Regions from separate parts of the Homo sapiens genome. Here regions 1 and 3 are each linked to region 2. The links are chromatin contacts, found by Hi-C or POLR2A ChIA-PET in ENCODE. All regions are on one chromosome and are shown on one strand. Each heading gives the region's core, a stretch centred on a gene start or an enhancer-like site at or near the end of the contact. The rest is flanking DNA. Distances are from core to core; before and after follow the strand shown.

Region 1 (4,530 bases), core at 498-2,997, 200 kb after region 2:
TGGCCAACTGCAGAGCTGGGTTCCGCGACTCCACAAGTGAGCCGGATGGGAAGCCTGCCTTGGGAAAGCCCCATCCTGCTTCCTAACCTTGGCCTGCTCACGGGGCTTTGTTGCTTGGCAGATTCCGTTCTAATCCTTCCTCTGCCTCTCCCTTGCTGGATAAATCTCCCCTGGCCTCAGTTCCCTCATTTGAAAATGGAGGTAATAGCACCCACCTTTTAGCGTTGTTGTAACGATTAAATCAGGAAATACATGCAAGGTGCTGGTACATAGAGTCCACTCAGTGCCCTCGCCATTCTCCAAACAGGGCAGCTGAGTTCTCTAAGCATGCACAGCATCAACAAAACCAAGCCAAGGCTCAGAGAGACTCTGGTGTTCATCCTAGTGGCTCAGAGCTCCCAGATTTGTCTCCTGCAAGTAAAAGAGACTCAGTCCTGGTCTTTGCTGTGGACAGTCCCAGGTCTGTGCTGGGCTTGCCCCATGTCTGTGCTGTGCTCAGTCCCAGGTCCGTGCTGTGGTCAGTCCCAGGTCTGTGCTGTGGTCAGTCCCAGGTCAGTGCTGTGGTCAGTCCCAGGTCCGTGCTGTGGTCAGTCCCAGGTCCGTGCTGTGCTTGCCCCGTGTCTGTGCTGTGCTCAGTCCTAGGTCTGTGCTGTGGTTACCCCATGTCTGTGCTGTGCTCACCCCATGTCTGTGCCGTGCTCAGTCCTAGGTCTGTGCTGTGGTTACCCCATGTCTGTGCTGTGCTCACCCCATGTCTGTGCTGTGCTCAGTCCCAGGTCTGTGCTATGGCTGCCCAAGGTCTGTGCTGTGGCTGCCCAACGTCTGTGCTGTGCTCAGTCCCAGGTCTGTGCTGTGCTTGCCCCAGATCTGTGCTGTGCTTAGTCCCAGGTCTGGGCTGTGCTCAGTCCCAGGTTGGTCTGGTTTCAAAGCCCCAGTTCTTTCCACTATCCCTGTACTCATGATGACTCCCCCAAAACAGAGGTTTTTGTTCCACAGGTGAGACATGAGGCCTAGTGTGGAATCCCTCCTGGAAGAGAGCCAGCCACAGTGTCTGGCCAAGTAGGTATTTGTGCTGTGCTGAACAAGTGGGTAAGTGAGTGACTGAAGGGGGTACAGCCACCCCCCAGTGTGTGGTGGAAGCCCCAGGATTCTCTCCTGAAAGTGGATCTAGATTGAAGGGAATTGTGCAGGAGCAGGAATGGTGAAGGGCGGAGATGCAGGGAGAAAGCCTCGGTGGCAACAGAAAAGGGAGGATGAGGAAGTGGAAGTCACTTCCCCCAAGACTGTGTCCCCTAAACAAAGTCACGTTTCGGGAGGCTGGCCCTGAGAACCCCGACAATCCTGGGGTTTGCACCTCTGTGGGAAACCTTCTTAGGGCCCGATTTTCTCCAGCCCTGCTCTCCGCTCCTGTGGAGCTCGTATAGGCTTTGTTGGCTGGGGGTGCCCTGGGAAGGAGCCAGCACCTGCTCAGACCAATGACAGGAAATAAGCCTAAACATCTCCCCAGGTTTCCTTTCCAGCTTGTTCACTTCAGGAATTCTTTTTTTAAAAATAGGTCCACTTGAAAAAATTTTTTCTTCTTCAAAATATGTACAATTGCTCAATCGGAGGCAGTTCAAAGGCACCGAGAATAGCAGCAAAGTATCTGAGCCTCCCATTTAGCGCCTAGCAGATATAAATCTTGCCCAGTTCTGTTTGTTCCAGGCTGCTCAGCAGCCTCTTCCCTGAGTCACTCACTCAAGAGTGACATGAGTCATCATCCTGGGGTCAAGGACCACACGGCATTCTGGGTCTGTGAGATCCCATAAAGGGCAGGGCACCGAGGGGTCTCCAGGAAGACATGGAGGATCAGGAACTGTCTCCTAGGCCCTAGGCTTGGCTCTGCCTCCCCACATGGGTGACTTTAGAGAGTCACTAAGCCTGAGAAGTAGGTGGATTTCTGGGCCCTTCTAACTTGTACTTTGGAGGAATCTCTTTAGTGGTGCACAGGAGCCTGCTTGTTCCAGCTCATAAGAGTCTAATGTAATTTTCAAGAATTCTGTGAACTGGTGGTTAAACACAGACATTATTAAAAAATAAATTACATGAACTCACATTAAACAAAAAGGAGATAAATACTCAAAATAACTGCTTTTTAATTATTTTACTACATTTTACTATTATCTATGCTCTTCTGAAGATTTATTTCTATTGTCTCTGCATAGCGGAAACTATATAATGATTTGCTACTGCCCATCTCTTCTCAGTTCCATGATCAGTGAGGGTGAGTTAGTAGCTTGCCATTGGTCATAGTGGGAGTATCTATACCATGGAAATTGGCAAACACTATGTACATATCAGGGCCTTTTCCCCCCAGAGAGCTGGCCGTGGAACATTGCCAGCACACCACTGAGCTACTCAGCCCCAGGCTCCCTGATTCTTGCTCCTACCAGGGTGCAGAAGGAACACAGATGACTTTAGTATCACCCCAAGATAGCACAGTTATGGAGACTTCATTGCCAATTGTCTTTGGACAACTTTTCCCAAGTGGACTATGAATCCCTTATCCTCAACACATCCCTGACAGAGCTCATTGTTTCTTTCCCTCCCCAGCCCACTCCTCCTGTGCCCCAGAGAATGGCACTCAAGCTACAAACCTAGAAGTCACCGTGACTCCTTCATTTCTGTCACCCTCCACATTCAATTAGATGACTCTGAGTCCCATCAATCCTAGTTCAGAAATGCCCTTCCTCCCATCCCTGGCACCCCTGCCCATGGCTCTGTGTGACCTGAGTCACTGCAACAGCCTCATTTGTCTCCTTACCTCTGGCCTGGTCCCTTCCAATGACCCTCCATAATGATACCAGAGCAGTCTGTCTGAAACACAAATTGGATCATCCTTCCCCTTCATAAACTCCTTGAGGATTGATTCCCTTTTACCATGGGGGGGCCAGTTCTGAGTCAAGCTCCTAGCCCCTCTCTCGAGGCTGATCCCCTCTTTCAACCTTTGTACACCTTATGCCCCAACCACAGTGGACCAAAAGCCAACCTCCAAACATGCCCTGCTTTTTTACACCCTTTGCATACATCCTCCTCCTTATACTTGGGCTGCCTTCTGTCCTCCTTCTATACTTTATGGGTTCCTACTTGTCCTCCAAGACCCAGTTCACATATCTCCTCCTTCATAAACCCATTCCTCCTCTTCACCTCAGGAAAAGTTACTCCCTTCCTGTAGTAGTTTCCTACTGCGTCTGTACCAAATTTCCACATATTTGGTGGCTTAAAACTGCACAAATTCATTATCTTACAATTCTTGAGGTCAGAAGTTCAAAATCCATCTCAGCAGGCTAAAGTCTAAGCATCAGCAGGGCTGTGCTTCTTCAGGAGGCTCTAGGGGAGAATCCATTTCCTGCCATTTCCAGCTTTAGAGGCTGCCTACATTCGTTGGCTGGTGACCCTTTTTTCTCCATCCTCAAAGCCAGCAGAGTCGCTGGCATCTTTTCTCCCCTCTGATCTCTGCTTCCCCCTTCACATTTCCTTCTCCTCTGACTTTCACCGTCCTGCCTCCTTATAAGAACTCATGATTACATTGAACCCGCTCAGTTAATCCAGGGTAATCTCCATCTAAGTATTCCCAATTTAATCATATCTGCAAAGGCCCTTTTGCCATTTAAGGTAACATCTTCATAGGTTCCTGGGTTAGGATGTAGACATCTTGGGGAGGGGGGAGTATTCAGCCTACTGCCCTATCCTCCCAGGGTACTTTGCCCAGAACTCAACCCAACTAGAATTTGAACATCTCAAGAGCAGAGACTCTGCCTTATTCATAGCTTTATGAATATTCTTATAATATTCATATTTTTATGACCTGCCTCCAGTACAGGGTCAAACACAGAATAGGCATTCACTAAATGTTTATTGAGTTAATAAATGAATGACACCGTATTTCTAAAAAGCAGAGAAGAAGGTTTTACATAGGCTGGGTGCAGTTGCCCATGCCTGTAATCCCAGGGCTTTGGGAGATCAAGGCGGGTGGATCACTTGAAGTCAGGAGTTCAAGACCAGCCTGGCCAACATGGTGAAACCCCATCTCTACTAAAAATACAAAACTTAGCCATCATCTGGGTTGCTATATAAGCAAGTGGGTGGCCTTGCCTGCCCTCATTCTCATTGAGCTTCCCCAGGTTAATGGCCAAGTTTTTCTCTCTCTCGATGATGTACCCGGGTTTCATGTCTTCTCTGCCACACAGATGTGCAAATTTCTCCCATAGTATTCTACAACTAAAACCTCACAAAAGGCCAGGGCCTCCTTCTCTGACACCTTCATGCTTCTGTTCTGCCATCCAGGAGTAATTTGCAAAGTGAATTTTCAGATTAACTTATCAATGGCTCTTCTAGCTTTAACCTAAGCCTAACAGAAGACCACAGAGCAGCCCCACCAGCCCCTCTGGCTCCGCTTGGAATGCTGACCAAAGCATTTCCTCAAACAGTTGGTTATGTGTGTTCAAATGCGGCAGCACCCTCGTGTCTGCTGCTGTGGTACTCTGGAAC
Region 2 (4,458 bases), core at 1,959-4,458:
GCATAGGTGGTGGCTGGGAGACTCTTTGACCTCTCAGTCCCATCCTTAGCTCAGCCTCTGTCTTCTAAGGTTCTCCTAGCTCTCAGCTAGGTCAAGAAGCTCTTTGAGAGATGAGGTTTTTTGTAGTTGTTTTTTTTTGCCTCTACACTGACTGGATCACTCTTCAAATGGCCTCAAAATCTGTCTCAGGTCTTGAAAATGTCATGGGCAGATAACATGTAGCCTTCGGGTTAACAGGGAGATACCCTTTCTCCCCTAAAGCTGCCCATTGGCCTCCATGATTCTTCCACCAAGTATAATAATCTCTTAGTTCTTCTGTATGCTGGTTGCATATCTAGGACAACAGACAATTGCTTTGGGCTTTTGATTTGTAAGGAACTGACTGGGGCATGGGAGGATGAGCTCATGGCTGGAGTCCTGGCTGTGTACAGTCACCGAGAAGTACCATTCATAGGGGAGAAGGATGTTCCTCCTCCTGATCTGGCTTCACATTTAAATATGTTTTCCTTCTTCCTGCACCCAGGTAATAGAAACTTGGGAGAGTGCCAGGCACATGGTGGTGCTCAATAAATAAGGTTGAATAAAAGGATTCAGTGTCTAGATAAAACTTCATGTTCATTTTCCTAGTTCTTCTCTCTCGTATCTGATATCATAATGATGATGACAATGATGTTGGCAGATAATGCTTATAAAACACATACTCTATGCCAGGTACCAGTCTAAACACTTCACTTATGCTCATTGTCATGGCAACCTATGAGATTGGCTTTTTATTATCCACACTTCATAGGGAATAAAACCGAGCCACAGAAAAGTTATTTAACTTGCCCAAGGTCATACAACTAAGTGGTGGAACAGGATTCAAATGCAGGGAGTCTAGCTGGAGTTTTTTTTGTTGTTGTTTGTTTGTTTGAAATGGAGTCTCACTCTGTCACCCAGGCTGGAGTGCAGTGGCACAATCTCAGCTCACTGCAACCTCCACCTCCCGGGTTCAAGCGATTCTCCTGCCTCAGCTTCCCAAGTAGCTGGGATTACAGGCGCCCGCTACCATGCCAGGCTAATTTTTGTGTTTTTAGTAGAGATGGGGTTTCCCCATGTTGGCCAGGCTGGTCTCAAAACTCCTGACCTCAAGTGGTCTGGCCGCCTCGGCCTCCCAAAGCGCTGGGATTACAGGCGTGAGCCACCACACTCAGCCTGAGTCTACGTTTTTAGCCATACACTCTACTCATTCCTGAGATTGCCATAGGTGGATTGATCTATTATAAATAGCTAGTTCACTTGTTCATTGTTTTATGCATTCATTCATTCAACAAATACTTGCTGAATGTCGACCATATTTCAGGTATGGGGATACAACTGTGAATGAGACAGGCGAGATTTGTCATGGAGCTGGTATTTAGCAAGTGAATCCCCTTTGTCCAACTCCTTGTGTGAGTCACACACACCTCACAAATGAGAAGAAAAATGAACCCCTCTATGCAAGCTCATGCCTGGCTTTTGGGGAGGAGAGTGATATCTTTCTTTTTCTTTTTCTTTTTTTTTTTCTTGAGATAAAGTCTTGCTCTGTCGCCAGGCTGGAGTGCAGTGCAGTGGTGCAATGTCAGCTCACTGCAACTTCTGCCTCCTGGGTTCAAGTGATTCCCCTGCCTCAGCCTCTCAAGTAGGTGGGACTACAGGTGCGCACCACCATGCCCAGCTAATTTTTTGTGTTTTAGTAGAGATGGGGTTTCACCACGTTGGCTAGGATGGTCTCAATCTCCTGACCTTGTGATCCACCTGCCTCGGGCTCCCAAAGTGCTGGGATTACAGGCATGAGCCACCATGCCCGGCCGATATCTTTCTTGATGAGACATAATTTGATTCCGTCCTCTCCTGTCTTTTAGAGTTTGTAAGGGGTGCTTAAGTGATAAAAGGGGATGCAGTCTAGTCTCGGGCAGGAGAAGCGGGCCCTGTATCTGGTTATCATAAATTGTCTTGATGTTTGTTCGAAAGGGAAATAAGGCTTTGAGCTTGGGATCAGTGCTCTTCAGTCCACAGAGACATCTTGGCTGCAAGAAGCAGCAACAAGTTAGGCTCAAGGTGGAATTGTGAGGTCCTGAGAAGAGCTTGCTCTTCTGGGACAGAACTGTATTTTTCTTCTAAACTGCCCATGTTCTGGGGAGTCTTCCCGCCTTTTGGCTTCAGCAGGACCCTTGGTCATTGTTACAACCTGTGTCATCTTAGTGGAGCTGCTGCTGGTTTCTGTCTGAACCCGATGCAATGGGTCTCATACCTGTAAACTGGGCTCCAGGAAGGCAGCTTTCTCTAAGTTGGAAAATGAAGACTCAAGGTGGAGGGTGTTTCCCAAAGCCGATACCACAAGATATTAATAGGTGTTTTTTTCCTATGACAGCAGTTCTAGGATGGTCAAATAAGTGCGTCGGGTTAAACAAAGTTAAGCAGCTTTCTTTACTGCAGGACTTCTCAGGTGTTGAATTTGCTAGTAGAAACTGTGCATGAATACCCATAAGGGACTACAGGATGCAGTGTTTTCCAAGCCTTCTGACCTTTCATGTTCTGCAGACTGCACTTTGAAAAATGCTTGTTTAGACTAAGGCTAGCTGGGATCCGGTTAAAGGTGCAGAATAAAATTCCCTGAACGTGTCGGACTTAAATCCTTGGGCTGGAATCCTCCCACTGCAGTCCCCACTCTACCTCCCCTTTCCCCAAAACACTAGCAGAAAAAGTCATCTGCCCCTCCTCCTTCTGGCAGAATAGTACTAAGGGCTTGGATTTTTTTCTCATACTGTAAGTTCATTTAATTGTTTAATGAATAAATATTACCCTCCCTCTAGGTTGCTTGTAGCCTGCTGGTTGCACTGTTTATGAAACAGCTGTGAGGACAGGTGGGCCGTAATCTCTGGGTAGCTAAAGCCCAGCAGCAGCCCGAGGATCATGTGTCAACCCTGTAATACTGCTCTGTGCACACAGGAATTATGATGTGAGCTCAGTAAGACACAACCTCACGATTGGACATGCGGAGGTGACTCAGGCCCAAGTCAGGGTTACAGCTAGCCTCCCGGTAAACAACTGACCCATCCTTCCTGAGCTCTTCTCCCCAGGATTTCAACAGCACCACAGAAATAGCCATTTTGCTCATGGTTATTTCCCAGGACCACAGGATTTGCCTAAGTCACTGGGAGGCTATGTGTCTGTTCTGAGCCTTCCCACTCTCCTAAAGGGCAGATGAAGATCAGAGCTTTGCACCCTGTGATGCCATTTTAATCAACCCTGCTTGGTTTTAGAGGATTGCTCCTGTGGGTCACTTGAGGCAGGCTCCACCTTCCCCAGGAGGAGTGGCAGAGTCCAGCCAGCGCTCGGAGCTGGAGGCCCACGTGGGAGCAGTGAGCGGCTGTAAGCAGGGGAGGGTTTGGGGTGGGCTCCGGTGGGTCAGTTGGGGTGTACTCCTTTTCTGTGTGTGTGGATGGGGGTGGGGGTTCTGGTAAAGCTTATCAGGCTTCGCAGTCACCTGTGATGTGGGCTTCCTTCTGGGAAGAAAGGAAGGAGTGGGATGGGGCTGTCAGCTTTTCATCCTAGCCTGCCCCTGTCCTCTGTCCGCCTCTGTGCTGAGGCAGTTCCTGCTCCCTGAGTCTCTGTCCTTTCCTGGGAAAGGTGGAAGCAGTTCATGGTCTTTCCCTTTCAGAGGAGGAGGGGATGGAGGGGATTGTATTAGCAACTGGGATTGAAGCTCCCCCTGGCAGTTATGGGGTGCCCTTGGGAGGGCTGCTTTAGGGGGGCTTTCTGAGAAGAGGCAGGTCGGGCTGTACCTGAGACCAATCCCCTTGATAAAATGCAGCCAGGCCTGAAGCACGTTCAGAACGGAAGCAGCAAAGGTGATGATATCGCTCGTTGCTACTCAGCTTTCAGGAGGAGGCTGGGCGTTAGAGGGAGGCTGTGGCTTATCTCCTGCAGCTGGGCAGGACGGCTGAGTTTACTGTTGTAAAGAGGAAGCCGCCGCTTTAGTTTCCTCTTGTGAGGGCTGTGAAGAGGGCCAGGACACTGCATTCAGGATACCACAGCCATTTTGTTTTGGATAACTGGGATTACCTGGGGACTTCAGGGCTCTTGGAAATTTTCCACTCATATTTCATATTCACGAGAGAATTTCCAGCCCAGGCTTTTCCTGCTCTGGCTCACTGCTGCTCACAGATATGCAAAACAGAGACCTCCTACTCCAGCCGGCAGACAGGACCCAGCCAGCTGCACGCACGCACTGACTCAGCTGAGCCTCCTGGGTGGCAGGCAGCACCTCACCCGGGTGCATCACTTGAGTGGCATCTTCAGGACCAGTCATGGAGCCAGGCTCAGGTCTGTGTCGGGGCTTCTGCAAGGGGAGTCTGGCAAGAGTAGGAACCAGCTTCCTTCGTATAACGAGGGGATTTCAGTGGCACTGGGCTTCCTTTCTGGAGGGACTGTGGC
Region 3 (4,063 bases), core at 1,062-3,561, 190 kb after region 2:
GATCCACGTGGCGCAGACTCTGAGAAGGCTCGCCTTACGGAACTGTTCAACAGAAAGAAAACCAGCATAGAAGGAACTTCATTCTTTACTCTCACCTCTCAAAGAACATGAAAGGGGAACAAATCTTCACTCCCATCCTGACCTCTCCTCTGCCCTTTTCTCTTTCCTTAACGATTCTCACGCCCCCTCTCTGATGACTCTTCCCCTGCTTGCCTCCCTGCCCAGATCCTCTGTCTACCTTCTTTCTCTTTTTCTCCTGCTCCAGCCTTTACTCCCCCAGCTCCATCCAGTTATTTTTTGTGCAGATTGTCTTCATTTGTTTGTATGATTGACTCACAAACATTTACTGAAGAGTCTTACAGAGCAAAGACCTTCTTGGAGAAGAGAGGGGCACTGGGCTGGCAATGATCAGATTCTGTTTGGCGTCCAAGAAAGGGATGTGGTCTGTGAACACTCCCACATTATTGGACCTTATTCTGTCCAATCATCCGGCAAACATTTATTGAATGCCTATTGTGGCCAGGGTCTATGCTAAGGTCTGGGAAGACAAAGGTGAACTGAGCGGGCCTCTGCAATGCTTCCCATTCATTAGCATGAAGGAATGGGGAGAGAAGGGGAAGTAACCTCCACTGCTATTACTAATAGTGCCCTCGGTGTTGATACCTACCAGGTAAATGGGTACAAGGCACGGGAGTGAGCTGCCTTCTGATAGGAGCTTTCTCTGCTTGCTGGCTAATGGTTACCTGAAGCAAAGCTCTCCTGACTGTAGGCATCTCACTGGGGAGGAGGACCATGGCAGAGGTGCCCATACAAAAAGGCAGAAACAAGCCATGGGTGGCAAGTGCCAAGCAGGTAACCGCAGACACTCACAATTCCAAGTGGCTTACAAAGCAGGAAGCATAAAGCGATTAGGAGGAAATCCTCTAATCCCTTGATGGAACATCCTGGAAGGTTCTTCACACTTGCCTTCTAATGTGTGCAAAATACACAACTCATAAAATCATAGTGTTCTTTCCCTCATCAGCTGACAGAATCGTTGAGCAAGCTCTGGGCAACTTCTCCTTTTCTGCAAAACTGTTTTGGTGGGAACATTCAGGTCTTGTGGGGGCTGTTTTTCACTCTATCAGGGACTGGGGAGACAGTAATCCAGGAGAGAGTGTGTGGGAAGATTCTAGGGGCCCTCTGGGGTGAATTCTGCCAGATTTTCATGCAGTGCACACACGCATCCCTGCTCCCATTCTGAGCTGTCAAACACAAGGCAGGCCTTCAAGAAAGCTTGGGAGAGCAGTAAGACCAAATAGCGTTGGCCAGACAACCTACTGGCTTAGGGGCTTCAGGGCCTCAGGCTCAGAAGCCACACTACCTTATGGTATACTTTTTAGCTGGATAACCTTGGGCAAGTTACCTTGCCTCTCTGTGCCTCAGTTACCTAATCTATAATGGAACTATCTCACAGGGTAGTTATAAGAATTAAACAAGTTGATATAGAAATAGGATTTCTGGATAAAGCACAGGATGCCCCAGTTATATTTGAATTTCAAATGTACAACAGATAATTTTTAGTATGTGTGTCTCAAATATTCCATGGACATAACTGTATTCTCTCTCTCTCTCTCGACTGAATCTTGCTATGTGCCCAGGCTGGTCTCAAATTTCTGGGCTCAGGTGATCCTCTCACCTGAGTAGCTGGGACTGCAGGTGTGAGCCACCATGTACAGCATATAATCATATTTTCATTTTCCAAATCTGGCAGCCCTAGATGGCAAGCCTGTGGAAGTGCACCTAGCACTGAGCAAATGCTCACTAAGCATTAGATGTTATGTTCCCTTATTATTCCCTTCGGGATTGAATTAATGACTTTGGCATTTGGTTTTGAAAAGATGGTTGCTCTTAGTTCTGGGTCTCCTCAACCATCTGGAGTTAAATTGGGAGAGCCCAGCCACTGTGGTCACGGCGCAATGGAGCATCTCTCCTGGGGCATCTGACCACATAAGCCCAAGTGATCAAGGACCCACCACCAAGGCCACCTTCACCCGGCTCCACTCCCTCTCACCCTCTGCCTCTCAAACCAATCAATGCCCTTTGTGGGTTACAGACATGGAAGCACAGAAACAAACATGGCTAGAGGGAATTGGCAGTTACTCAGGCCCACTGTGTGGTGGGCCCTGTCCCAGACCCCCCTCGTGTTTTCTCACCGAATCCTCCCAGAAACTCAGTGGGTAAACCTGAGGACACCACCTACAAATTGGGGGTGATAATGCCTCCCAAACTCATAGAATTGTGAAGAGGAAACGAGAAGATGAAAGTGAAGGCCATGAGCATGGGGTAGAAGATTGATATCTTTCTTTTTTCTCTTCTGCTTTTCTATTTTGATCTCCACTTTATCAATGCAAAAACTGACTTGTCCAGGGCTGTGCCGCTTGTAAATAGGGGAAGTGACTGAACACAGGCTGTGTCCTTCCCACGACACCACGCTACTCTTAAAGCTGCATCCCCAGTTTTTGGTCTCACCTCCCCTGGTTCCTGGTGCCCTGCTGGCCTCTGACACTCTTATTCTTCCAAGCTGCACTCTCCTTCACAGAAGGTACCTCTTCCTCCAGGAAGCCCTCAAACCAGCACAAGGCTGAACACACAGCTGGAGAAAAGGACAGCATGGGCAGAGGATGCCCTTGGCTCACTGCCCTTCTCACTCCTCCATGGGCCCAGCCTCCCTGGGGGTCCATTTCCCTTCCCTGGAATCAGCCAAGCACTGAGGGCTGGGTCATCTCCCAGCAAGCTCACCCTCTAATAAGCCAGCAGGCCACATTTTGTTCTCCTTAAATAAATCTTATAGAAACATTTAAATGTTTATTTCACTCATAGATTCTCAGGAATGCACAATAGTTTTCCTAACCGCCTGGGCACAGGGATAAATATAGGCCAGTGTCATAGATGGGAATATTAGCTTCCTTTCCCCAGAGTCACATGGCTAGGCCCAGGCTAGGAAACTGTAAGGAACACCCCCAGCCCCAGCTCCAGCCCACTCCAGCTCAGGCAGGCATGGGGGGTTTAGATCCTGTAGATGGGCGCTGGCAGACAGCCCAGGAGAGGAGGACCCTGCTGGAAGGCAATGTGGGCTAGTGAAGAAGTCGGGTAGGCCTAGACCAGAATCCCACCTGGGTGACCTTGGGCAAGTTACTAGTTACTAAACTTCTCTTTCATGGTCTAAAACATTACATAGAGCTAATAATCACTATTCTCTAGGCTTGTTTTAAGTATTAAATGAGAGAAAGCAATAATAATGACGGTGAAAGTGGTGGTGGTGGGTGCGTGCTGTGAGACTGTATCCCCAGATCCCTGTCTTGTAGCCTGGAGGGCAAACAGGGACTGCCTTGGTAGAGAGGAGATCCAGCAGCAAAAGCAGCCAGTGCTCTTACAACAGGATAAAAGGACTCTCTGGGCCGGGCACGGTGGCTCACGCCTGTAATCCCAGCACTTTGGGAGGCCGAGGCATGGCCTCGGTGGATCACAAGGTCAGGAGATCGAGACCATCTTGGCTAACACAGTGAAACCCCGTCTCTACTAAAAATACAAAAGCAAAATTAGCCGGGCATGGTGGCGGGCACCTGTAGTCCCAGCTACTCGGGAAGCTGAGGCGGGAGAATGGCGTGAACCCAGGAGGCGGAGCTTACAGTGAGCCTGATCGTGCCACTGCACTCCTCCAGCCTGGGCGACAGAGTGAGACTCCGTCTCAAAAAAAAAAAAAAAAAAAAAAAGGACTCTCTGGGGACTTGAAAGAAAATGATTATCCCAGCGGCAAGTCCTAGGGGCACAGGAGAGAGCAGAAGTGCCTCTGCTGAGTTCTGCTGGACATGGGGCTCCTCCCTGCCAAGCATAGAGGGCCAGTTCCCTGGCTCCCCAAAGGCTCCCCGGTGTCTTCCCTATAGGCCCTCCCTTGCACCAAGGGCCTGCTCTGCCTCTGGTGGATCCTCTTTCCTGCCATTGTCCATTTATTTCTAGAAGTCAGATATAAAGAACAACTGCCTTGTTCATCACTGTTTTTACTCTCATGCCAACAGACTCT

What was found. Hi-C counts contacts between places; a loop is a spot of excess contacts on that map. ChIA-PET counts read pairs that join two places held with the same protein, here RNA polymerase II (POLR2A). Pooled maps may share reads with other maps.
Region 1: a loop to region 2 is called in a map with no recorded cell type, with 8 times the contacts of the local background. The contact joins the enhancer-like site here to the promoter of AMPD3 in region 2. A Hi-C loop is called at or near these places in 1 of 168 maps with a recorded cell type or tissue (K562), 10 of 37 single-sample maps with no recorded cell type and 12 of 50 pooled maps. POLR2A ChIA-PET finds 5 or more read pairs at or near these places in 3 of 52 experiments (AG04450, activated B cell and activated naive CD4-positive, alpha-beta T cell).
Region 3: a loop to region 2 is called in a map of B cell, with 6 times the contacts of the local background. The contact joins the enhancer-like site here to the promoter of AMPD3 in region 2. A Hi-C loop is called at or near these places in 2 of 168 maps with a recorded cell type or tissue (B cell and K562), 12 of 37 single-sample maps with no recorded cell type and 13 of 50 pooled maps. POLR2A ChIA-PET finds 5 or more read pairs at or near these places in 3 of 52 experiments (OCI-LY7, PC-9 and activated B cell).

What each region holds. Positions count from the first base shown.
Region 1 is chr11:10,658,169-10,662,698 of GRCh38, forward strand. The region is part of intron 1 of IRAG1 (inositol 1,4,5-triphosphate receptor associated 1); the gene reads right to left. Among named protein-coding and RNA genes, the nearest start is that of IRAG1, 33 kb to the right of the region's middle. RefSeq lists an enhancer at 1,001-2,200 and a silencer at 1,254-1,548. Within about 2 kb of position 1,748, at least 25 of the 41 ENCODE cell types and tissues checked have a DNase peak (open chromatin) inside an H3K27ac peak, as active enhancers do.
Region 2 is chr11:10,452,056-10,456,513 of GRCh38, forward strand. AMPD3 (adenosine monophosphate deaminase 3) reads left to right here and starts at 3,209. Exons shown (of 15, transcript NM_001025389.2): 1 at 3,209-3,393. RefSeq lists an enhancer at 4,084-4,133.
Region 3 is chr11:10,639,445-10,643,507 of GRCh38, forward strand. The region is part of intron 2 of IRAG1 (inositol 1,4,5-triphosphate receptor associated 1); the gene reads right to left. Among named protein-coding and RNA genes, the nearest start is that of IRAG1, 52 kb to the right of the region's middle. RefSeq lists enhancers at 2,490-2,539, 2,560-2,739. Within about 2 kb of position 2,312, at least 6 of the 41 ENCODE cell types and tissues checked have a DNase peak (open chromatin) inside an H3K27ac peak, as active enhancers do; they include B cell, where a contact is called at or near this core.